Regions from separate parts of the Mus musculus genome. Here all the other regions are linked to region 1. Evidence: chromatin loops called from intact Hi-C (ENCODE). Cell type or tissue: heart. All regions are shown on one strand.

The links. Peaks named below come from ENCODE experiments on the same cell type or tissue, not always from the same donor. Only the 100,000 strongest peaks of a DNase experiment are listed, where the experiment ranks them.
Region 2: it touches region 1 in a loop (8-fold over the local background); 13 of 42 quality-filtered maps call a loop at or near these places.
Region 3: a loop joins it to region 1, with 3 times the contacts of the local background. A loop is called at or near these places in 14 of 42 quality-filtered maps.
Region 4: it touches region 1 in a loop (2.0-fold over the local background); 7 of 42 quality-filtered maps call a loop at or near these places.
Region 5: it touches region 1 in a loop (5-fold over the local background); 7 of 42 quality-filtered maps call a loop at or near these places.

The regions. Positions count from the first base shown.
Region 1 is chr9:69,287,178-69,292,177 of GRCm38, forward strand. All of the region lies in intron 2 of Rora (RAR-related orphan receptor alpha), which reads left to right. Among named protein-coding and RNA genes, the nearest start is that of Gm46153, 16 kb to the right of the region's middle. In heart, a CTCF peak has its summit at 2,532; DNase peaks (open chromatin) are centred at 2,674, 3,404 and 3,984; H3K4me3 peaks cover 2,604 bases; H3K27ac peaks cover 2,469 bases; H3K27me3 peaks cover 119 bases.
Region 2 is chr9:68,012,256-68,017,255 of GRCm38, forward strand. No RefSeq gene overlaps it. Among named protein-coding and RNA genes, the nearest start is that of Gm20745, 11 kb to the right of the region's middle. In heart, CTCF peaks have their summits at 3,004 (motif pointing right) and 4,446; DNase peaks (open chromatin) are centred at 2,906 and 4,516; H3K27me3 peaks cover 667 bases.
Region 3 is chr9:68,827,917-68,832,916 of GRCm38, forward strand. All of the region lies in intron 1 of Rora (RAR-related orphan receptor alpha), which reads left to right. It overlaps Gm31262 (a long non-coding RNA gene), which reads left to right. Exons shown (of 2, transcript XR_379583.4): 1 at 1-5,000. Among named protein-coding and RNA genes, the nearest start is that of Gm31262, 7.0 kb to the left of the region's middle. In heart, a CTCF peak has its summit at 2,197; no DNase peak of the experiment used is centred here.
Region 4 is chr9:69,123,044-69,128,043 of GRCm38, forward strand. All of the region lies in intron 1 of Rora (RAR-related orphan receptor alpha), which reads left to right. Among named protein-coding and RNA genes, the nearest start is that of Gm46153, 180 kb to the right of the region's middle. In heart, no CTCF peak of the experiment used is centred here; DNase peaks (open chromatin) are centred at 2,138, 2,538 and 3,748; H3K4me3 peaks cover 722 bases; H3K27ac peaks cover 495 bases; H3K27me3 peaks cover 3,067 bases.
Region 5 is chr9:69,112,651-69,117,650 of GRCm38, forward strand. All of the region lies in intron 1 of Rora (RAR-related orphan receptor alpha), which reads left to right. Among named protein-coding and RNA genes, the nearest start is that of Gm46153, 190 kb to the right of the region's middle. In heart, no CTCF peak of the experiment used is centred here; no DNase peak of the experiment used is centred here; H3K27me3 peaks cover 460 bases.

The DNA of each region.
Region 1 (5,000 bases):
ATATGTAACATTCTCCCATTTGCAGGAAAGAATTCCTATCCAATGGCATTTCCTTCTTGTAAGCAATATTCTTTTTTTTTTCTTCTTCAGAATGCATGTTTAAAAGGATGCAAAGAATATATTTCTTAAAACTATTTCCCCCCATGCTAGATGCTCCACTGCATTTATTCAATAAAATCCAATTATTCCTATAGATAATGTTTCAATATTATACCGTGTCTTTATATGAGGATGTTTTAATTTAGTGTGTGAAATTTTTTACAGGAATGTATTTGTAGCTCCAATTTGATTTTCTTGAAGGAAGATATGTGGCCTTTCATTCCTGGCTGGTTTGTTTGGTCAAAGACTTCTAAGTCCATGGGCAATTTATCCTATCATCTATTATAAAATAAACACTCTCATTTTTATTTTCAAAAGTTTCATAAAAGCTGTTCCTATGAAGTACAGTTATCTCCCCTAGGTTAAAAGCTGATGATATGTAATAGAGGCGTGTATTACAAATGGCATCTAGCCACCCAGGAAGGTTACGACTTAACATCTGAATTCTGCTGCTCATGTAGGATGTGAGAGCAATGCATTTCCAGAAGGGCAAGGTCAGGATTCCATTATCCTGGCAATGTCTTTGCTGGATAAATGTGTAAATATTTCAAATAAGTATGATGAGATGCTATTTCTATTGAGGACTTCTCTACAGGAGGAAAGATCATCCTCTTTGTAATTGTGGGAGTCCGTGTCACGGCGCATGCCATTCCTCCTTACCGATTTCATTTGAAATGGCCTGGAAATAACCGATTACTTTAGATGTAAGACTATTTACCTTGGAGTCAGAAGTCTGGCGGGCAGGCTGGAGCTAATGGATTTGGTTGTTTTCAAAGCATTCTTATCTACAGCAAGATACTGTTTTAAAGTGAATCCTCAGCTTGTCTATCAAGAGGCACTTGCACTGGGCAGAACACATGAACATGTGCTCTGTAGTTGTATTCTCCTCCTTTAACAATACAAAGAAGGGGAGGGAAAAAAATGCACCCAGCACCCAGTGGTGGGCTATTTTGGTGGCACTCTTCTTTTTACATGACTAACACAAGGGAAACCCAAAACCAAATTTGAAGACTGGGGCGTTGCCTCATTGGGAGATGGAGTTGCATCATGGGAACATGGTGTGATTTAATTTCATAATTGTAAACATTACAGTGGGTATGGCTGATTTCCTCTGTAACCCTTGTCCACTTCACTATGCCTGGACAGCAGAGTTAACATGGGTAGGTCCTGGCTTCAGATTCTTTTCCTGTCTCTTTTTTTTTTTTTTTTTTTTTTTTTTTTTTTTTTTTTTGTGTGTGTGTGTGTGTGTGGTTGTATTTCAAAAAATTCTAAAGGAAAAAAAAAACCTACTTGGGGATGAATGTGTCTGAAATCAAACATTTTTGTAAGGCCATAGCTTAACTAAAAGACAATGACGTTTTCTGACCATTCCAATCCTAGAACTGTGTAAATGTTTGGAAAACATTTCTTTTTCCTTGAAATGGGGGTTGGGAGGGGGAATGAACAGATCTGAATCTTTGTTATGGGGCTAGATGTCTGCATGTGTTCTAAATTACCGCCACAACACAGGGTCAAGGCTAGCTTGGTTCCATGGAAAGAGAAATATTAGAATCCTTCCTGTTTGATCATCAGAGGGTGGGGGCTGTCTCAGATCTGCACTAGGTAAGCAAGTTTGGCTTAGTAGATTTTTCCCCCCTTTTATGCGCAATACTGTAGGCATAGTTGCCAACGTTTTAAGTAAAGCGGAAGCCTGGTAAGTAGTCTTGAAATTCAGCATAAAGAGATTCATCTGGGAACAAAAATAAAACCATGATTTACGTAAATGCAGTAAAAAGTTTCAAACATTGGAGGGAATTAAATCTCGGTTGTAAGGTGAATGGTATGGCTACCGGTGTTGTTTGTTGTTTCTTCTGTTTAAAATGCCACGTCTTATCTTTGAGGTTAGAAAACTAGCGCCCTTTCCACTTGGAGATGGGTTTTCTGGAGAGACTTCTAGATAGGATGAGCCTGGGGACCAGTGGCTCAAATTGTCTGGCACCTGGAGCTCATTTAGCAGGCAGACATGGTTTTCCAGTCTTACATATACAGGCTGTCTTGAATGCGGGATGCTGCGGGAGTACGCAGCCCGGAACTACGACCTTGGATGCTGTGAGCTGGGTGAGTCCTGAAAGTCTTACGAGGGGGCTTGCTCCGTCCCAAAACTGGTGTCAGTTCCGGGCCTGGGGGCTGGGATGCCCTGGGACAAGAGGGAGACTGTAGCTTCCTCAGACGGAAAGCTTCTTTGGGGTTAATCATTCAGTGTTTTTGTCACTGAGAAGGGTTCTGGAACTGAGCTGAAAGAGGCATCAGGGTGCTTAGCTGAAGTGCCAGGGGGAGGGGGGTAGCGGGAGGGAGTGTGGAAAGTGGTCAGAGGCAAGGCAGAGAGCTTCCGGGCCGCCACAGGTGATCGGTTAGTAAAGAGGTGGCGAGGGACTTTGGTGCGGGCCCCTGGGAGCGCAGGGGGGCAGCACTGTGTCGGGGTGGGCCGTTCCCGGTCACCTGCCCGCGGGGGCGGAGCGCGGCGCCCAGGCGCACCCGCCTCCCGCCTCTTGCTCCCGCCCCGGGAGGAAGCGGAGGGGCGCGGTGTAAACAGAGCGGCGGCCGTGATGTCAGCCGGTCACATGGAGCCTCTTATGGCTCGGGATGGCTCTCGGCGGGCGGGCAGCTGCGGCAGCTGCTGCTGTGGCTCGGGCGGCGGCGGCAAGAGGGGGCTCCGGGGTCGGACGGTCGGCTCTCCCTGCGCTCTCCGCACCGCGGCGTAAAGGATGTATTTTGTGATCGCAGCGATGAAAGGTGAGCTCCGGGTGGCCCGCGGGGACTCGGGTGGACTGACGGCTCCGGGGGGCGGGGAGGAGGGCGCGCAGGGGGAGGGGTGGGCGCGCCTGCCGGAGCTCACGTACAGCTTGAGGGGCAGCCACTGGAACCCAACGGGGTCTCCGGGGCCACCGCAGCGTAGCCACTGGAGCTCGGAGGAGGGTTCGGCCTGCCGCGGGTCGGTGGAGCTAGACTCACGGGCCCGATCGCCCCTCCGGCGTCTTCTTAGCTGCTGTCACTCGTCTGGGTGCGCCTGACACCCAGCGGGGCTCCCCAAAGAAAGTTTGCCGAGAGTCGCAGCGCTTGGAACGCTCAGGGAGGATCTGGCAACTGGGAGGAAGCTGGGGACATCCACACTGGGTCCCCAGGGCCCGCACCCCGGGACAAGTCTGGCCTATGTGTGTGTGGGGGGGGGGGGGGAGCGGCAGCCAGGCCGAGCCCTGCATGCGAACGCTAGTGGTGTCATCCCCAGGACTGGTTAGCGTTCCAGGCCTGCCGTCCGAGCTTCGTACGGCCACCCCACCCTCTGGAGCTCCAGTGGCCAGCGGGTTAGGGAAGTGTGGAAACTCAGCGCTGCGTCCCTCGGACGCCGCCACTTCAGAAAGCGCGCGGGCCGGAGTCAGCCCAGCGCCCCGAAGGTGCCAAGACGCCCTCCGCCGCTGCCCCAGTCGCAGCGCGCTCAGGCTAGACACTTAGGTTTGTGCATGGATGTAGACAGAAGACAGGATCAGCCCACGGGATTGGAGAGGAGAAGCCGAGGTTAGACCGCGGCGAGGGCCTACGGGCACAGGTTAGCCGCGGCTAAGCCTCCGCACCCAGGGCCTCCTCCCTGGTCTGGGGAAGTAAGCTGTGGGAAGTAAAAGGAGGAAAGTGGTTTGCAGGGACGGCTGGCTTCAGGTGTCCCAAGGTGAGGCGGGAAGAAGCCAAGGCAAGTCAGGGAAGTTTGTGATGGAGACAAAGTTTGGAGGTGCGCAGGAAGTTGCTTGTGCCGCAGGGAGAAACCGAGACAGGCGCTTCGACCTTTGCAGATGGCCCTGGAAAGACTCAGCCCCATAGCTCTCTGCGCGATCGTGCGCCTGCTGGGTCCTCTCGGCGGATAATCTGCCCAAGCAGTGTGCAGGCCCGGTCGCCCGGCTTGGGGATTTAAAGCTCCATCTGTCTGTGGCACAGCGGCCGCTCCTCTCAGGGGCAACAATTGTGAGCACCCTGAAGGTCTTGCGGGGTTTTGCCCTCTAGCGCGGCGGCCCGGTGCTCGTTAAACGTTTGCTAGGTTTAGGATTATTTTGTTGTTGCAATCCAGGATGAAGGACACCCGTACCGTATCTGCGCCGGCTTTACTTTCAGATCATTGTGTTTTTTCACTAGAGATTGGGTGGCATCTTTTATTAATTATTAACAGGTCGAAGCATTCAGGACGCTAAGATGAGCTGGCTGCGTTCGATGAAATCTTTCTGTAGGATGCGCCCACGGCAAATTTAGTGCCTTTCCCCTTCCACTTGCGGGAAGTGAGGTTGAATCACTTTTATAATATGTGACTGGTATAACACAAGAGGGAAGAGCTTCCCGTGGTCTTAAGTGTGTGAAAGTATTGGGGAAGGAAAGGTGTTGAGGTTTCTTATTATGTAAAAGAAATCGTTTTCCCCTCCCCAAAAGAGAATCTTGGTAATTCTTCTTCCCATTAAACCTGTTAAGTGAAAACTGACTGCAGAAGCCGCGACGCCAGTTGTATTTCGTTCCCTCACCTACTTAAATTTAAAAACTAGAATTTGCTGTTTGGGAAGGGCGGGTGAAGGTCCTCATCCATACTGTGTACCATTGTGTTGAATGGGAGAAAGGTGAGAAGCTGAGAGAGGCTTCTTTTTAATTGCCCTTTCCTCCTGCTGAACAGTAAACCTCTCAAACATTAAGGAACTGTCCTTTGATGGTGTTATTTGAGGCTGATCTTTTTTAGTAAGTTGGCTTTTGGCTTTTGTAGGTTTAGTACCAAGTGAAGTTCTAATCAAACTCGCCTTGTGATAAAAACTGGGGGTCATCAGTATCCCCTCTCCCCTAACATACACACACACACACACACACACACACACACACACACACACACACACACGAGA
Region 2 (5,000 bases), 1.3 Mb before region 1:
ACTGAACCTGGGTCCTCTGCCTGAGTAGCTAGTGCTCTTAATCACTGAGCCATCTCGCCACCACCACCTCCCCTTCCTGAAGTCATCCTTTTTTTTTCTTCTTCTTCTAAGAAACCATCTATTTGGATGGTCTTTCCTTCCATCTTAGCTCCGAACTTTGTCTCTGTAACTCCTTCCATGGGTATTTTGTTCACCATTCTAAGAAGGAGCGAAGTATCCACACTTTGGTCTTCCTTCTTCTTGTGTCTCATGTGTTTTGCAAATTGTATCTTGGATATTCTAAGTTTCTGGGCTAATATCCACTTATCAGTGAGTGCATACCATGTGTGTTCTTTTGGGACTGGGCTACCTCACTCAGGATGATACCCTCCAGATCCATCCATTTGCCTAAGAATTTCATGAATTCATTGTTTTTAATAGCTGAGTAGTACTCTATTGTGTAAATGTACCACATTTTCTGTATCCATTCCTCTTTGAGGGGCATCTGGGTTCTTTCCAGGACTGCCCCACCCGGGGATCCATCCCATATACAACCACCAAACCCAGACACTATTGCATATGCCAGAAAGACATTGATGACACGACCCTGATATAGCTTTCTCTTGTGAGGCTATGCCAGTGCCTGGCAAATACAGAAGTGGATGCTCATAGTCATCTATTGGATGGGACACAGGGCCCCCAATGGAGGAGCTAGACAAAGTACCCAAGGAGCTGAAGGGGTCTGCAATCCTATAGGTGGAACAACAATATGAACTAATCAGTACCCCCAGAGCTTGTGTTTCTAGCTGCATATGTAGCAGAAGATGGCGTAGTTGGCCATCATTGGGAAGAGAGGCCCCTTGGTCTTGCAAACTTTATATACCCCAGTACAGGGGAATGCCAGAGCTAAGAAGTCGGAGTGAGTGGGTAGGGGAGCAGGGCGGGGGGGGGGTGGGGGGGAGAGGGTATAGAGGAATTTCGGGATAGCATTTGAAATGTAAATGAAGAAAGTATCTAATAAAAAAAATTAAAAAAAAAGAAACCATCTATTTATCTATCTTTATTTTCCAGTCTGTGCGTCAAACGTGCTTTAAGTAGAACTGTGCTGTGTCTTCTTGGGAATGCTTGCCACTATTTTATTCACAATTTGAGTTTGATCTTCGGGATCCCATATGTAGGATTATGGGAAATGGCTCAGTGGGTGACGTGCTTGCTGCATGAGGACCTGTGCTCAAATCCCCAGACCTTGTGTAAATAGTCAGCTGTGGCACCTGGAGTCTGGAGGGGCAGAGACAAGTGGACCCTGGGGGTTCACTGGCTAGCTGATTGGAGAGATCAGGTGAGCTGCAGATCCACTGAGAGGTTCTTTCTCAAAAATGAGGTGGATGCAACAGGGGAAAATATCTATCTCTGCCCCCTACCTACACACACACACACACACACACACACACACACACACACACGTTCATGTGCACATTTGTCCAGACCCAGGTATCTTTCCCAAAGGCTGTCTTTGGGTGACCCTTTTTGCACCACATCCCTTTCCTTTTAAATATTTGCTCTAATTGGTTCTTTCAGATCAGTAATTTTATTTGTTATGACAATTTGCCTTATTTGTTCAGCATCATTGGGTGTGGGGTACTTTAGAAATGGGTTAGTCTTACCAGTATGCTCCTCACTTGGCTAGAAGGCAAGAGAGCAGCATGGAGAGTTAGAGCCCTATTTGACCAGCATACCCCAATGAATCCCAGCTGAGCCACTCTGTGGGTATCAGATTAACAGTAAAGGTAATTAGTAGTGATGATGATGATGATAATAACAATTCCTGGTTTGTCCTTAGAGTTAAATGAGACTATGTGTATACAGTGTCTATTGCAGGGTTTAACGTTCAGATGAACCAAATAGAGGGTAACTAGTCACTAGGTGCTAGTAACTAAGGGCTAGTACTCTTTGTGGTTTTTGACATTTGAACCAGCATTCTTATTAATTACATTTAAATATTGTAATTGAAGTTACTGTGTTGTATCAGTATTCAAAAGGCCAGATCAGTTACTTGCAACAGGCATGTTAAAAACAATTTATAAGAACCCTCACATGCTGCTTAAAAAAATTCCACCCCGTCCCGTGTATGCGTGTGTATTCGTTTGTGTGTGTGCCCATGCATGGTGCATGTGGAGACCAGGGGTCGATGTTGGGGCCTTCCTTTAGTTTCTGCTCCCCAGTTTTAGGGACAGGGCCTCCCAGTGAACCCAGAGCTCACAGACTCAGCTACACTGACTGACCCGCTAGATTTAGAGCGCCTTCTGCCGTAGCTGGGATTACAGTTGAGCAGCTGATGTGCCTGGCCCTTTAGTGGATGTTGAATCCAACTCAGATTCTCACCTAGCTCTTTGGCTCCAAAAATTCTGTCTTAACCTACACCTTCTACATGCAAGTGTGAGCCCGTCTTGATCACACACATCTTCTCGAGTGATTTCTGGAATCCACTGCATGTATCACAGAATGGATTTTTTTAAAAAGAGACTAATAAAAAGGGATTTTATATTTTAAAAGGACCAAGCATTCTGCAGATGAAATGAGACACTTTTAAAAAGACACTATTTGTTTTGGTTTTCAGACATCCTTTTGGAACAAGCTCTGCCTGACTTTGCTGCCCAGCCTCGGAAATTCCAGGATCTAGGAGAACCACGTGTGGAACACATCAAGGGAGAAAGGCTTCCCAGGCATCAGACTGTATTGTTTTTCTTGGAGGTTGGAAAGAGCTGCTGCTCAGAAAAATTTCCAGGGTTTCTGCAATTTGTTACGCATCCAAGGTCATTTCCTGGCCTGCATTGCCCAAAGCTCCCGAGCCTGAACCACCAGCCAACGTGGAAGTAGCCTTGTGTAGGGGCCCTACAGCCCGGGGGTGAAGTGTGGGGTCGAGGGAAGGGAAGGAGAAGAGGAAACTGGAAGGAAACCCCACACAGACTGCGTTGTTTGGTGCTTCTCTTTGCCCACTCCGGACTGTCTTTCCCTGATACTCCACTAGAGGGCAGACGCCACCAACTGTGCGTGCTCTCTGAGGAAGCTATGATACCCGGACCTACAGGATAGGTCCTGGCATCTCAGGAGGATTTGGGTAGCAGCCTGGGACGCAGGATTCCTCAGGAAGTAGCTCTCAAGACTTGCTGGAAAGAACCTGGACTGTGGCATCCCTACTTTGCAGGGACCTGAGTTCAGAACCTTGGTGTTTGTTTTTCCCAATTTATTTGTAAAAGTAGGATACAAAGTAGCACACTTCCGTGAGGCATTTTCACACATGCTCAGTTTGGATGGGATCTCCTTTGCATCCTCTCTTCCATCTCTGGTCCCCGCCCTCCCCACAGCCGCATTCCTGCCTGTACTCTTCTACCCCTAGTAATCCTCCAGCCTTTGGAACCAGCTCTCCCATTACCGTCTCTTTTCCTTTTGAAATGGTGCTTTGGGGATGAGTTATGGTAGATGCTAGGGCTTTGGGGACATTTCCTGAAGGGGAAGTGTCAACCCTGCCTAGAACATACTTTTTTTTTTATGGTAGAAAGAACGTATGTATTTGAAGGTAGAGCTTTGATCAGCTCAGAGCTGATGGTCCCTGGAACCCGGTGTTGAATTGTAACTGGCTGGCCACTGCCTTTAGGGATGGTCACACTCTACAAGGCTCTCCTCCTCCAGCCTGAAGGTGGTCGTGAGGTGTCCTGCTCCCCCTAACTCAGGCACGCTCCTTCTTCTATCTCCTGCTCTGGGTTTGAGGGCCCTGACTTTGAACAACTGCTCCATGTGAATCACATCTGTCATTGAAACAGTCACAACAGGTGCCCTGTCCCATTCCCGCTGACCCTAATGTCCCCATTGTGCTTCCGCACGTGTGAGGCCCTCTGCTTCTGGTGCCTTTGAGCACAGGCTGGGATTATGACTTCTGGCTCTCCCATTTCCCAGAAAGGATGATGAGACCCAGAGCAAGGGAGTGCAGAAGCTTAAGACTTGATCTCGGGTCATCTGATCAAGAGGCATGGCTCATGACTGTTTCCCACAGTCCTTTACTGGAGTAGGAACTTGGGTTCGACTTTAGAGAAAACCTGACCCCATGACCTTCAGGCTCCAAGGTGGGGCTCTCAGGAGACCCCACCCTTTCCTCCTGGTGCTCTTCATAAAATGGAACAGGGCTCTGGGTGGGTAGAGGGTGCCCTTTGAGGAAGGATGTGCTGGGCATACGTGAGGGAGGGTGGCTTCTAATCACACAGTTTTACAGAACAAAGCACCCAGAGATTGAAGACCAGCCCCCCTTGAATGTCTGTGTTCCATGTCTAAGTCCAGGGCTTTTCAAGTCCAATTAACACCCAGAATGGAGCCCTTTAGGTGTTGCCCATGTCTCTGATGGACTTTAGAATGTCTGGCTGGATGCCTTATTGTCTCCCCTCTTCAGCCCTGTACCAAGCCTGCTGTCCTTCTGTCAGCCACATGATGGCATAGCAACTTAAGTTTCTGGCTGACATCTCGTCTCAGGACAGGGAGGCCCTTCAGCTCTGTTCAAAGGGAGCAGAGTGGAGCAAGGGAGACTTGGCACGGGACTTGGTGTTTGTGAGAACTCTTAGTTTTGGTGTGAGGAGGTGAAGGGATGTAGGATTCTGAAGAAGTTGGAGGGGCTGTGCTGAGGATGGTTGAGGCGTCAAAATCAAATGCAGCACAAAGCCCATTAGCAGATGCCAGGCAGGCTCATCTCTCTCTATATATAACTATACAGCCATCATCTCTTCCCACCCCTAGGTGACCTTTTCTCCCTCCCTTTCTTTTAAAAATATTTACATGACAGTGTGTGTGTGTGTGTGTGTGTGTGTGTGTGTGTGTGTGTGTGTTTGGGGAGGGGTATGCACATATGGGTACCCTTGCAGGCCAGAGAAGGTGTTGGAAATGAACAACTATGAGTATCATTCATTTGTCAAATAAGGAAAGCTTTTGATGATTCTGTTTTTATAAATCCCAGTGGAACACTATTAGGAATGACA
Region 3 (5,000 bases), 460 kb before region 1:
TTTGGCAAACAGCACCACCTTGATTTGCTCTTGTTCTATGGATACCCTGGAGAAAGTCAGTCAAAAAGATTATGGAAGGGCTGGGGAGGTGTCACAGCCAGGAAGGTGCTTGTTTAACAAGTTTGGGGTCCTGAGTTTACACCCTGAGGATTCATGCCAAAAGCCATACCCCGCTGCTAGTACATATAATCCCATAGCTAGGGAGCCAGAGACAGGTGGATTTCCATAGCTCGTTGGTTGGCCAGCCTACCAGTCAGTGAGCTCCGCATTCAATGTGAGACCCTGTTTGATCACATAGGAGGTGGAGGCAGACAGGTTTTTATGAGTTTGAGGCCATCTCATTTACATAATGAATTTTAGGGCAGTGATGTCCTGCCTCCAATTAATTAATTAATTGATTAATTTTAAAAGTGGAGAGGGATAGAGGAAGATGTTGGACACATGTGAACCTACACATGACCACACACATGGAAATACAACATTCTCAAACACAGACAACCAATGAAGGAACTCAAAATCTGCAGCCCCCCTGCACCATGTACACAAAAATATTAAACAAAACAAGAACATGTGCTCTGCAATCTGGAGTGCTTCCCATAGAGCAAGTACTGACATGTCCAAACAAGCCATCTTTGATCTGGTGGAGCAAATCCACTTTCTGAATCTATGGCCTGATACATGTCCCTCCTCTTTCATTTTCCCCCTGGCCCAAGGCTTTCTGTCCTAAGAGAAACTCCAGAGTCACCACTCACTTCAGGAGCTTGGATAGAGCAGGGTTAGAGGGCCGAGGAGCTGGCTCAGTGAGTTAAAGAATTGGCTGTTCGTGCATAAGGAACCTTGAGATCAAATTGCCAGCACCCAAAGAAGCCAGGAATGGGTGCAGAGTCAGGAGGATTTCTGGGATTTGCAGGCTATCAGTCTGGCTACAGATTGAATAAGAGACCCTGTCACAAAGGAGTGTGGTAGAGAGTGAGTGCTGGGGAGGCGGAGGTAGGAAGGATACCTGATGCCCTCCTCTGACTTCTGTGTAACACACACACACACACACACACACACACACACACACGTTAGTGTTACTCCTACAGTCTCCATGATACTCAGATAAAAAGCAGCTTCATGGCATTGCCGTCCCCCCTTTTGGAATTCTAGCCACTCAGCTCACCTTCTCCTAGTGAGGGGGTGGGGGTGGGGGAGGGAGGGCTGGAGGGAGGGAAGGAGGGAAGGAGGGAAGGAGAGAAGGAGAGAGCGTGCTAACAAAATGAACAAAAGCACTTCCTGCATTTATCAGCCCCCTCTCAACATTTCTTGAGGCTTACAATACCCTTCTGCTCCTCGCTATGTTCTAGTCAACGGGGAGTAGACTAGGGTCTGGGCTCAAGAGCTATACTTGTTAACATCTGCCATGGGCTGGAGGACAGACACTTCCTAGGCACCCTGTGACAGCTGAGTGCCGGAGCAAGCACTTCTGTTTGGTAAGGGAAAGAGACAACAGATGCAGAAGGCCCAGGACTTCAGGTTACATGATAAACAGGGCTAAAAGGGTACTAACATGCTTGCCTTACAAGCATGGGGACCTGAGCCCCAAACCCAGGTTTTTCAAAGCTTAGTGTGGCAGCGCATATCCTTGTCATCTAGTGTAGGGGAGGTAGAGCTAGGAAGGTCCCTGAGGCTCGATGAGTCCCAGGCCAATGAAAGACTCTGACTCGAAAAATAGGGTGAAAAGCACTTGAGGGCTGACACTTGAGAGTGACCTCCACACAGAGATGCACACATTACACATACAGAAAAGGAGGGGTGCAGAATAAGGGAAAAGAAGAAATGGAAAGGAAGGAAATAAAGTAAAAGGGATGAGAGGAAGGGAGGGAAGAAGGAAACAGCTAATTCACATCCTAGCAGGATAAGAGCAAAGCGACAAATGCCATCAGGTTTTGACCAGAAGGCAGTCAGAGAACTATGGACTTCATATTTTTTTAGCCATTATGTCTAGAGATTCAGATGTAATTGCTCCCTCTTGGTGTGAAGTCATGCTTGTCCCCTACAGCTTGAGGGAATGGTCAGTGCAGCCTCCAGGAATGCTTCCAAGGAAGCCAAGTCCAAGATTTCAGACCTGCCCCGTAGAAAGGCTGCCCCAGCACAGCAAAGACTAAGCCACCCTGAAGCCTTTGCCACTGTCATCAGGAGGAGAACAGTACAAACAGGCATCACTAGGTGGCATAGCTGCCCTGGTGTGTTAGTCTCCTAAAGCCACACTCGTAACTACCACAGGTTGCTTTGATCGTGGGCCTAAAGGAATCCTGGTGATGACCTGGGTCAAGATGGCCAAGAAGAAGATTTCATTAGCAGAGAGCATCCTGGGATTCTCTCAAAGAAAGTGATGCAGTCGTATCTACAATAGTAAGCGCCTGCCTGCCAGCATCCTTCCTGCCCTATCCACTGAGGAGTGGACACCAAGGCTTTACATTGTAATCAGTATATCCCAAGGGAGTATGTCTGTCCAGCACCTCCCAGAAAACAATTCCCATCCCCCCAATACATGTAACATATTTTCTCTTTTTTTCTTTTTTTTTATTACATATTTTCCTCAATTACATTTCCAATGCTATAACAAAAGTCCCCCCCCCCCACACACACACACCCACTCCCCTACCCACTCATTCCCATTTTTTGGCCCTGGTGTTCCCCTGTACTGGGGCATATAAAGTTTGCCTGTCCAATGGGCCTCTCTTTCCAGTGATGGCCGACTAGGCCATCTTTTGATACATATGCAGCTAGAGTCAAGAGCTCCGGGGTACTGGTTAGTTCATAATGTTGCACCTACAGGGTTGCAGATCTCTTTAGCTCCTTGGATACTTTCTCTAGCTCCTCCATTGGGGGCCCTGTGATCCATCCAATAGTTGACTGTGAGCATCCACTTCTGTGTTTGCTAGGCCCCAGCCTAGTCTCACAAGAGACAGCTATATCACAGTCCTTGCAACAAACGCTTGCTAGTGTATGCAATGGTGTCATCGTTTGGAGGCTAATTATGGGATGGATCCCTGGATGTGGCAGTCTCTAGATGGTCCATCCTTTTGTCTCAGCTCCAAACTTTGTCTCTGTAACTCCTTCCATGGGTGATTGTTTCCAATTCTAAGAAGGGGCAAAGTGTCCACACTTTGGTCTTCGTTCTTCTTCAGTTTCATGTGTTTTGCAAATTGTACCTTATATCTCCCTATACTAAGTTTCTGGGCTAATATCCACTTATCAGTGAGTACATATCATTTGAGTTCTTTTGTGATTGTGTTACCTCACTCAGGATGATGCCCGTAACATATTTTCAAATTCCTCATGTATCCTTTGCCAGTTGTAATGATAAGACAACTTTGTATTTACAAAGGGCCCATGCTCTTCTCACCCCCTTGGGCATCCTGCCATTCCCAGTTCAGAAGAGCCTTCCTATGGGTGGTCCAGCCTCAGTGCCATCTGGGTGTTGTGTTTTTTTGCTGAGTTGTTAGTCAGTACGTCAGTCAGGGCTCTTGGGAAGAACAGAGCTGGTTCAATAAATATGATTTTAAAGGGAATTTACTAGACTGACTTTTACAGAAAGGCCTTGGTAGTCAACAGTGGCTGCCTTCACACCGGAGAGACTGAAAACTCAGTAGCTGCTTAGTCCAAAAGCCAGATGCCCCTGCCTCCAATACAATCTAGCCCTGAAACTTGGAGGGTTTTTGGAGAGCCAATGGTTTCCCATGCATGTTGAATGGCCAAGAAACTGAGTTCTAATGTCAGCAAAGAATGATGGCAGCAGCAACAGCAGGAGCAGAGGCAGCCATAAGATGCCACCAGGGTAGACAAGGCTGCCAGCACAACATGAAGGCAAACAGGCAACAAAACAAAACAAAACAAACCTTTTTTTCCCTTTGTTTTATCTGGCTGCCACCAGAAGGGGCTGCCCACATGTAGGGTGAGTCTTCCCACTTCAATCAAAAGATCAAAAAATTCCATGTAGTTCTCTGAAGAACGTGTCAGTTGCTTAAGGATCCAGTCAAGTTGAACCCAGTTTAATCATCACAGATCAAAAGCATGAACCGAGTGTTCAAAATTAGAGGGTGCAACTTTTATTGACACCTATATGATGATTGTCACTAGCCACCTGCCACTTCTGGAGACATGCAGACGTCATTGTGGCAGGATCCACTGGTAGTCTCCTGTTCATGACTTTACTCAGTGTGTGTTTTATTTTGATAACTTAATTAACTCAAGCCTTGGTTTCATCACTCATGACCTGGGGTGATAGTGACAACTATGTCACTGTAGTGAGAATCTATAGGAATGCTTCATATGAAGAAGCAAGTGGGATCACACCGACACTTAAGAGCTCCATTGAAAAGTCAACTTTGACGTCCTCACCACAAAAATCATGGCAGCTGAGGCTGATGCCGGCTCCCTGGATCTAATCCCACACGTGTGTTACTCTGCCCTTTTTGTTCTTTCTACTAAGCCTGTTTCTTCCTCTTACTGCTTAAAGAGGGCCTCCTTAAACTTCTTCACTCACAACCCATTTACAACCATGACATTTTGTAGTTGACCCTGGGTCCCATAGAAAATAGGGATGCAGATTGAACATTTACTGATGATAAATTGTAAAAAACTTCTTTTAAAATAGTTGTAAGTGGGAGTAGGCTGCTCATGTGGCTCAGTTGGTACAGTGATAGCCTGACATGCACAAAGCCCTGGATTCCATCCCCAGCATTGGGTGCAAACTGGAGGTGGTTGGTATCTGTCTATGATTTGGCACTCTGGAGGTGGAGGCAGGAGGAGCAGATGTTCCAGGTTATCCTTAGATGCATAGCAAGTTTGAGGCCAGCCTGGGCTACATAAGACCCTGCCACAAGACAAAACTAGAAAAGAATGGTTGGCCATCCATACAATTTTACCATTTATTTAAAAGTAAAGCACATTACATTAGCATAAATTTGCATAGGAACGAGATGGATGTTCTTCTCTATTTTTACCTAAATCAC
Region 4 (5,000 bases), 160 kb before region 1:
ATATATGCCATTTAAGATAAGTCTATATTAAAAGTTTCATTACAAAATTAATTGAATACAATGTTTACTAACATTCATGGATTATAATAATAAATTTTGAATGAGTTCCATCTAACAAGTGATGCACATGATTTGATTTACTTTAATTATGCAAGTAATGACAATTTATAAAACAGTTTTAAATGACATCCAGTAGCATGCTTAGCTTAGAAATCAAACAAATATTAAACTTTGAGCCAGTATTTAATTCTCTATCATTAACAAAACTAGACCAATCTGCTTTCAGAACTGGGCAAGGAAACCTTGTGTTTTGGGTAAAATAAAAATGTGATATTTTTTTCCTCACTTAATTTTATTTCTAATCAGCAAAATATAAGAACATCTGACCACTATTGGTAAACACTTCTGTGAAAATCCCTAGAGGCTAAATTAGATATGAGTAGCACTATATTTTCTCATATTAATATTTTTGTGACAAAGATTGCAATAGGGGACATGAGAGGTAGGGAGAGTTCTGAAACTTGGTGATGAAAATCTTCAAATAACAGGCTGGAAAATATCTCAGTGGATAAAAGGGAGCAGAACTCAGATCCCCAGACCCCATGTAAAGTCATCTGTAGTCACAGCACTCAGGCAGTGTGTCTCAGGCCAGCTAACCTGGCTTATGTAACAGGGAGACAGAGATCTGCCTCCAACAACACGGACTGTCAGGACTGACTTCTCTGTGTGTTCTGTGGCACAGGCACACCCACGCCTACAAACATAAACACACACCTACGTGTGTGAGACACACACACACACACACACACACACACACTTCTTAAGTCTTAAAATACAGTTGTCCCTCTATAAAGTGACATTTTTGGGCCCACAGATTCAACCAACCACAGATTGAAAATATTTGGTCAAGTGTTGTGTGTGTCCTGAACACATACCAACCTTTGCTTCTTCTATTTGTTGCTTAAACAATATAGTCTAACATCTACTTAACATTCACACGTAGTGGGCATTAGAAGTAGTCCAGAGAGTCTTCTATGAGAGGCTTAGGCATCCTTGGGGTCCTAGAGCCTCCCCTCGCTGATCCCGCGATCCACTGCTGTCTGTAGAGTTCCTGTCATTTCAGAAATCTGCTATTTGCCTTTGCCAAGAAGCCATTGCCAAGGGGGATATCAGCCAGCTTAATCAATGAGATGGTTAACAAACAATAATACTTTTCATTGGTGTGATGATTCAACTCTAGTCATGGCTGGTAGTACTTATTGTAACATCTCTTCTTATAGTGGAGAATGAATACGGGGCCATGAACAATGGCTTTGAATTCTAGTCTTGTCATTCACAAACATGAATTGACACAGAGTTATACAATGGCTCTGGGCTTAGTTTCCCTGGCTGTAAACTAGCGGTGGTTGAAATCTCTGCTTTCACTGCAGTTATGAGATTCAATATTTTTAGGAGTGTATGGAGGGAGCAGAGGATGCCCTCAAGTGTCACACTCAGGTGCACCATGCCCTTCCTTTGAGATGGGGCCTCTCATTTCCCTAGAACTCACCAGGATAGATTCACTGGCCAAGAAGTGTGGAGGATTTCCCAGCACTTGGCTGATAGAGCAGTCAGGACCACACAGAGCTTTTTATTTGGGTACTGGGGATCTAAGCTCAGGTCTTCATATTTGCAAAGCAAGCACTTTAGCCACAGAGCAGTCTTTCCATCCCCGATTGTGAGACTTAATAGCAATAACAGATGAAGAGTGGCGGGGTCAGGGTTTATTCCCAGCCCTCCTGGCAAAGCAAGGTGACTATTTTCATATTTACCCCCAACTGGGACCTGAGCACTTGGGGCCAAGACCACCTCAGCTGATAAACCCAGCTCTGACAGATTTGTGTTCAATAATTATCTGTTGGCTGAATGGATAAACTAGACAAAAGGATGAGTGAAAACCAATTGTTTAAAGAGAAATGAAAAAGGAAATGTCATATCTACTTTCCTGGATAAGAAAGCCCAGACCCAGAGAACTAAAATGGTTAAGGGTGGTATAGAGCTAACTAACACAGGACTAATACATCTCCCTTCTCCCCCACCGAACCCCCACATCACCATCACCCTCCTTTGTAAACCTCTGGCCTTTGGCAGGCTCCTGGACTGCATTTTTCAGAGCTGCTGTCACATAGTTTAGAAAACCGGAAACAATACTTGCCTCTGCTTTTATGGCCGAGGCTTCTAGAGTAAAAAGCCAAGGCAGCCTTTAAATGTTTCATTTTTATAAGGGGCCATAAAGAAAAGCAAAAAAAAAAAAATCATAAATCCAGATCTCAAACACCTTAGACCACCCTCGGTCAGCTGGACATAGCTTCAGAAAATAGACGGAAGTTTCTCGAAGTTTCTTTCTTTGGATGCAGGAAGTGTGTTTGCTCGGTCGGTGGTGACTCACCGTGCCTCCTGCACCAGGCATGGAGACAGAACCTTGCTTATTTATTGTGCGCCTCTTTTCAGTTTACAAGGTCAGACTGGATGTTAGGGCTGTTTCCCCAGCATCGCTCTACTGACCGACTTCACTCTAATCCCCTGAAGTCACTTAAATCAAGGAGAGGCGGTGGGGGCGGGGACCCATCAGAGAGCACCAGTGACTGCCTCCCGCCCGCCCGCCCGCCCGTTGTTCTCGGAGGCAAATTAATTTGACGCTGTTATGCCTGTTATGTAAGTGTGATCGTCCCCTCTAATCACATCACAGGACTGAGAGCTGCCAGAAATAACAGGAGGGAACATTCGAGATATCAAAGGGGAGACACTAAAATAGATTGTTTATTTAGGTACCGAATGGAAACGCTATTATTGGGAGATGCAAAACAACCCTCCTCTCACACATCCTTGCTTCACATACTGTGCCTCCAAGAGATATGAAATCAGTGCTTCCGATGGAGTAGGAAGTGAGGGGAACTGGGGGTGTCAACGTAGCGGTGGCTTTGTGGGTGTCTGCCATTGCCTTCTGCACCTGCCTCTTCTGTGAAGCTTCTCTCATGGTCCAAAGTTCTTTCTTTGTATCCACCTCAGCCCCGGTCTGACTCTCCTTACACTATTCCATTGCCACCCTGCTTCCCCTTGTTCTTCCCCAAGTCCAGCCGAGATGCTACTCATCAGGAGAAGTTCAAAATATATGGCATCCCCATCTTTTAGTACATGCTAGGTATCTGTTTCTCTTCCCCAAATTCTTTTCCTGTTCCCTCTTGGGCAGGAGTTCAAGTAAGGAGATATACCTTGGAGTGATGGCTCATTGTGGTCTACAATGTGCTGTGTGTTGGGGTTGGGGGGAAGGAGACGGCAGGGATGTAGGGGGTGCACTATGTGTGTGTGTGTGTATGTGTGTGTGTGTGTGTGTGTGTGTCTTCAGGGTGTGTTTATGTGTGGGTAGTGCATGCATGCAGAGGTCAGCATAGGATATCTTAATTGTTTCTCTAAGAAATAGTCTTTCTTTGAACCTGGAGCTCACTGATTCTGCTGTGTTATCTAGCCAGTGAACCCCAGGGGTCCTCATATTTCTGTCACTCCCAGCAGTGAAGGTTGTACCCCATTGCCATGGTGCCTGGCTTTTGTGTGGGTTCTGGACATCTAAACTCAGGCCTTCATGCTTGCAGAACAAGCTCTTTACCCACTGGACCAATTCCTCCATCCCTGAAAACCACCATGGAAGTAAGCTGAACCATTTGGACCACAGGCAGGCTTCAGGGAGGCATGTTGTTGCCATGGCAAGACGGGCTCTCTTCCAAGGATCTATGATGCTCCTTTGTTTCTTCTCTGTGCTGACCACTGCCTGCCTTGAAATGCTTTTGGGCTGTATCTCCACAGAAGAATGAGGTGATTCTCTTGAGTGGAAACAAGGGCCACGCCCATGGAGAACTGATAGGTGGCATGAGTCTTTGCTTGTCACCCTTGGCTGGCTTTGTTCATGGGGTTGGATGGCTTTGCTCATAGGACTTGACCATAAAGGTATTATCCATGCAACCCAGATTGTCAGAGTACACACACACACACACACACACACACACACACACACACACACCTTTTTTTTAAAACAATGACTGGTTCTCAGTGCTTCTTTCCTTTACCATTCCTGATTTTTTTCAAATAAAATGAGAACATTGATTATTTTCTGAATGCCAATTCAGGTTATCCGAGGGAGTCTCTAGCACTCTTTTACCTCTGACCTCCTTCTGGTATAGAGATCGTCCCCCCAAGTGGCTGCTCCCCCTCAATGGGATGTGAACCTAGCTCTGGCTACCAGATCCCAATGGGGCTGAGTAATTCTGTGCAATCAGGTCAAAAAACCTATGTTTGTAAGGATGTATTGAAAATACTTAGAATTTTCCTAAAGAAAATTATTTGGATAAGTATTTTCTATGCACTGCTTCTCAACATGATCTTTTCAACCTGGGAGTTTTAGCTAGCTTGTTGATACCCAGTGCAATGGAACTACTGGTTAAAAGACCAGTATCAGTGTGTGTGTGTATGCATGAGCCCTATCTTTCTCTGGGGCAGGCATTGCTTAGGATGCTGGGCTGTGGAGTCGAACTGTGTCAGTCTTTAGCTGTGTGACAAGCTACTTAACCTTCTCTCAACTTTAAGTTTGTCATCTATAAGTGGGTTTGACAATGGTATCTACCTGTAAATCTATTGAAGAGACACTTTGAATTAAGGAACATAAAATATTTAGCAAATAGAAAGAGCTTGATTATTGTTATATTGTGTGTGTGTGTGTGTGTGTGTGTGTGTGTGTGTGTGAGTGTGTGTGTGTGACTGTTATTATTCAAATCTTCAGATACCTAGAATCACAGAGCAGAGTTTCTCTATTAGATTGCCCCAGCACAGGAGAGTGTCTAAATGTACAAATAGATACACTGGCACGATTATCTGGTAGATTCCAGTCTATACCTGCTATATCCTGCAAACTTCATCCATTAGGGCAAAGGTTACATAAATTGGTTACCGACTCTAATTTCCTTTCTTAA
Region 5 (5,000 bases), 170 kb before region 1:
TGTCTCGAAAATAGTAATAATAATATAGGGTAGAGAAACATAAAGGAAGAAACCTTACTCTAACCTCTGGCTTCTACATGCATGCATATGTACACATGCATGCATATGTCTATCCACTCCAGAGGCTAAAAACATACCGTGTATTCTGGAATCCTCCCATTAAAAAACCATCCAGACCCCCTAGTGCAGGCACTTCTTCTAATCCTCAACTACTCTGTCACCCACCCACAAGAAAATTTGTCACCAACATTCATACTGAGCCCAAATCAAGGAAACACAGGATGCTGTCTTTCAAGCAAGACACAATCTAGACCACTGGCTCTCAACCTGTGGGCCACACCCCCTTGAGGGTCTAATGACTCTTTCACAGGGATTGTCTAAGACCGACAGAAAACACAAATATTCGCATTATGATTCATAACAGTAGCAGAATTACAATTATGAAGTAGCAACAAAGAAAATTTTATAGTTGAGGGTCACCACACACGAGGGACTGAACTAAAGGGTCACAGTATTAAGAAGGTTGTGGCTGCTGCTGTAGATTGACCCTTTCCTTTGAGGCATGCCACCACCCAAGGAGACAAACTTCTGGTGCCAGATGTAGGAACCATCCTCAGCTAAATGGCAGACACATTTTTAAGGTGTTCTTTTTATGGCCTGCCAGCATAGCAGAGCATTTAGAGCCCTGTGTGATAAAGAGCTGGGCTCATAAGGCTCTGTGTGTGTGTGTGTGTGTGTGTGTGTGTGTGTGTGTGGTGTTTCATGCAGGCAGGGGTGTCAAGGCATTGCTTTATCAATGGGTGGAATTTCCTGTAAGTAGAAAGATAAATGAATTAGTAACTTAGAGTAATTTTTTAAAAATACATATCGAGATGAAAGCCAGGATAAGTTTGATCCCTTTTAGCCAATGAAGTATGATCTCTAATTAGGTTTCCACGCAGACGGTGTGGACCCAGAGTACATTTCTGAATCTAGTTGACCTTTTCAGCTGGGAAGCCAAATAATTTCCATTCCATGCTCTTTAATTCTGGAGGAATTTCTAATTTGTTGCCAGAGATAAAAACTCACTGCAAACAGGGGAAAAATAGTTTGAAATAGTCCAGCGTTCCATTTATAGAAAGAATATTAAAATTTTAGATCTGAGAGAACCCTCAGAGACCATTTTCTTCAATCCTCTTATTTTACTGATAATAAAAACTGAGGACCAGACAAAAATCAAAGACTTGCCCAAGGTCACAGAGGGGCTTAGGATCCAGGACCGGACTCATAGCTACTGCCTCTTACTCCAGAAGGAATTATCAATTTACCCACTGGGCTTTTCTTGTCCTTCCCTCCTTCCTTCCTCCCTCCCTCCCTCCCTCCCTCCCTCCCTCCCTCCCTCTCTCTCTCTCTCTCTCTCTCTCTCTCTTTCTTTCTTTCTTTCTTTCTTTCTTGTTCTCTCTCTCTTTATTTCTTTCTTTCTTGTTCTCTCTCTCTCTCTCTCTCTCTCTCTCTCTCTCTCTCACACACACACACACACACACACACACACACACATGTCCATATGTTACTGTGTTACTAAAGTAACCGTCCCTTGCTGAACTCCACCATCAGACTTGCTTGAGGGAAACTTGCACAGGCCAACACCTACCCTCTTGGCTTTCTTAATTTCTTTTGGAAATTGTCTATTCTCTCACCTTATTAATGTTAAAACAAAACGGGCTCTTTTATTGCCACAGGCAGAAGGGAAGTTAAATTCTTGATGGAGAGAAGTGTCTTCCCTTGTGAGAGCAAGTAAATTAGTTCTGAGGTCCTCTCACTCACCACAACTGTAATGAGAGAGACACCAGCCCTTCTTCATTAATGAGATGCCAATCACAAAGGGAGAAGTCGAACAGAGGCTTTGTGGAGGGGGTGGGGGGAGTGCTGATTGGCACTGTTGTGTGAAGGTAGGAAGCAGAAAATAAAAGCCCCCAGAGGTTGGAAAACACACACGTGGATGATCTCGGGTGGGAAGGGCAGGTCTGAGGAGAGCTCACTGTGTGCACGGATGGGCAAACAATGTAGTTTATGGAAAACGTCTTTGAAAGTGAGCAGGAGGGTTGGGGAGCTACCCTCTGGCTGTTTTCCCAGACACGTTTCCAGAGGCAGGCTTGTGTTCATCCTGGGTCCCACACGGGACCCCATCTGATCAGTTGACAGTTGGGGTTGACTAACTAACGATGCAGTTTCTTTAGGAAGGCTGGCAGCAATGTAACTTGTCTCCGCCCTGCCTTTGATCTTGTCAAGAGTTTAGCCTGCCAAGTGTAACCTCTTAAACTTAGGGAACTTTTCTGTAGAAAGTTAAGGAGGATCTTGCAACTGAGAAAGCCTGGTTACTCCTCATAGGAGACACTTGTCTTAAGAGTTAACCCAAGGGCTGTGTGGCTGGACAGTGGAGACATCTAAACCATGTTTTGTCCTTCCTTCCAAAAGTGGCTTGCAAGTAAGATGATGCTGGTCACCTTTCACTCTCAGCTGCACACTGTTTCTTACCAAAGAATTAGGGGGAAATTATCTGTGTGACTTTCCTAATGCAGTCAATTTTCAGAATCTGCAGCCCATCTTTGTGTCCATGGCTTGATAAAATCCACACATTATTGAAATGAATAGGATTTCCCGTTGAAATCAGATGCCTTCCCTCCAGTTATCGCCAGGTATCTCTTCCTGCAAGTGTTTATTAATTAATTAATTATTTTTACGAAAATGGGTCTATGTGAAGGTTAAGAGACTTTCAGCACTTAAAACAACTTAATAAAATGTCTGAGCACACAATTAAGCATGCTTATGTCCTTCAAGAATCAGGTAGCGGAAGTTCTAATTGGCAAAGCAGCGTCTTGAATGTCATTTTCTAAACCCATTAGACCATGTCTAACAGAGAGAGAGCAGAAGCAGCCGTAGTTTACAAAATACCGACAGTGTCCCTCCCCGGGACGTAATTTCAGGGTAGCAGTTAGATGATATTAAACTTGTATCTGTAACAAAGTGTGGTTGCAAAACCACAATCGTTCCAAATCTAATCCCTGTGAATTTTGTGTATGCACATTTATTATAGTGGTAGTCAGTAGTGTGCAAGTCACTTGAAAGCTTCATCACTACGTGTAGTATGTGTATACACACATATCCATGTGTGTATATATTGTGCAAGTGTGCGTGTGTGTGTGTGTGTGTGAGAGAGAGAGAGAGAGAGAGAGAGAGACAGACAGACAGACAGACAGACAGACAGACAGAGACAGAGAGAGTCAGAGAGAGAGAGAGAGAAAGAGAGACAGAAAGAGTCAGAGAGAAAGAGAGACAGAGAGAGAGAGACACACACAGAGAGACACACACATACAGAGAAAATGAAATCCCATGCAGAAGCTAAAGGACAACCTTGGGTGTCACTCCTTAAGTCCTCCACTATCCACTTGTTTGTGGTTTTTGAGGCAGGGTCTCACAAGTCTGTCACTTGCCAGTTAGGCTAGGGTGACTCCCTAGAAAGCATCAGGGATCTTGCCTGTCTCCATCTCCCCTGCACCGCAATGACAGGTACATGCCACCACACCCAGGGTTTTGTTTCCTATTGTTTTGTTTTGTTTTGTTTTAAAGTTAAGTTCTAGAGGGCAGAATAGAATTCCTCAATTTATCAACAGCTCTGTTGTTGGTGCTGCTAATTTTTTTTTTTTTGCCTTGTGGTGTTTTGTTTCTATTAGAAATTGATGTGTCAAATTGTATTGGCCAAAACCTCTTGCTTGCTTGCTTGCTTGCTTTCTTTCTTTCTTTCTTTCTTTCTTTCTTTCTTTCTTTCTTTCTTCCTTTCTTTCTTTCTTTCTTTCTTATCTCCTTTAATATCCTTCTTATGTTCTAGACACCTGAGTTTTAATTGAAAACATTCTTACAAATGCTGTGCATTAATTCATCGTTTCAAAGTGTCAAAGAAAGGACTAGACTGATACTCTCCTCTACCCATGTGCCTGCGTGTGTGTGTGTGTGTGTGTGTGTGTGTGTGTGTGTGTGTGCTGCTCTGGTCAAAGCCCTGGCCTTCTGAGTGCTAGGCAATTGGTTCCCACTGAAGCATACTTCAGCCTTGCTTTCTTTTTCTCCATTACTAAGCCCCATGATCTGCAAGAGGGGACATAACCAAATTAAGCTATTCAAGGGTGAATACCACAGAACTTCATATCTTGCTCTCAGAAACACTTGGAATAAACAAAGCATGCACGTGTACCACCTGGTTCATGGTCTCTTTAAAGATTATTTTGTCAGCTCTGTCAGGCCAGACTTTGCAGATAATGATGTGAGTGTATGGGTGGATCTTAACAGTCAGGAAGGAAACAGGAGAGTTCGAGAGAAGGCTGCAGAGAAGACAGATTGTAGTCAGGCCCACTGGCATATCTCTGTGCTGATAAGAGTATCATTTCTACAAAGAATAAAAGCAATATTGGGGGCTGAAAACAACAACATTCAAAAGGCCTAGGGTGCAAGATGATTACTTTTCAATGTTATGAAAGAGGGTTGTCCAAAACTTTCTCAACCAGGACTCATAATAACAAGCTCTTCCACACAGTCACCATAAACTAATTGATGTTTGTGTGGCTGACCCTAAGGCAGGACAGAATCCTAAAGTGCCTTCGGAATCATCAAAGGGTGACTCACTACATTCTGGGTGGTTTTCTTGTTGAGAGTATTTTATTGTATACTAATCCCCTGAAAATTGCTAACGCACCTGTGATTGGTGCCAGAGGTTTGGGATTAACCATGTACAGCCATGGAACTAGGGATGTGGCTCAGTTGGTAGAGTGCTTGCCTAGCAAGCCAAAGCCCTGGTTCTATTCCTAACACTGCATAAGAACAATTGGGGTGCTATAGGTCTATAATCTAAATGCTTGGGAGGTAGAGGTAGGAGGATCACACGTTCAAAGTCAACCTGGGATACATAAGACCATATATATATATATATATATATATATATATATATATATATTACATAAAATACACTAGTG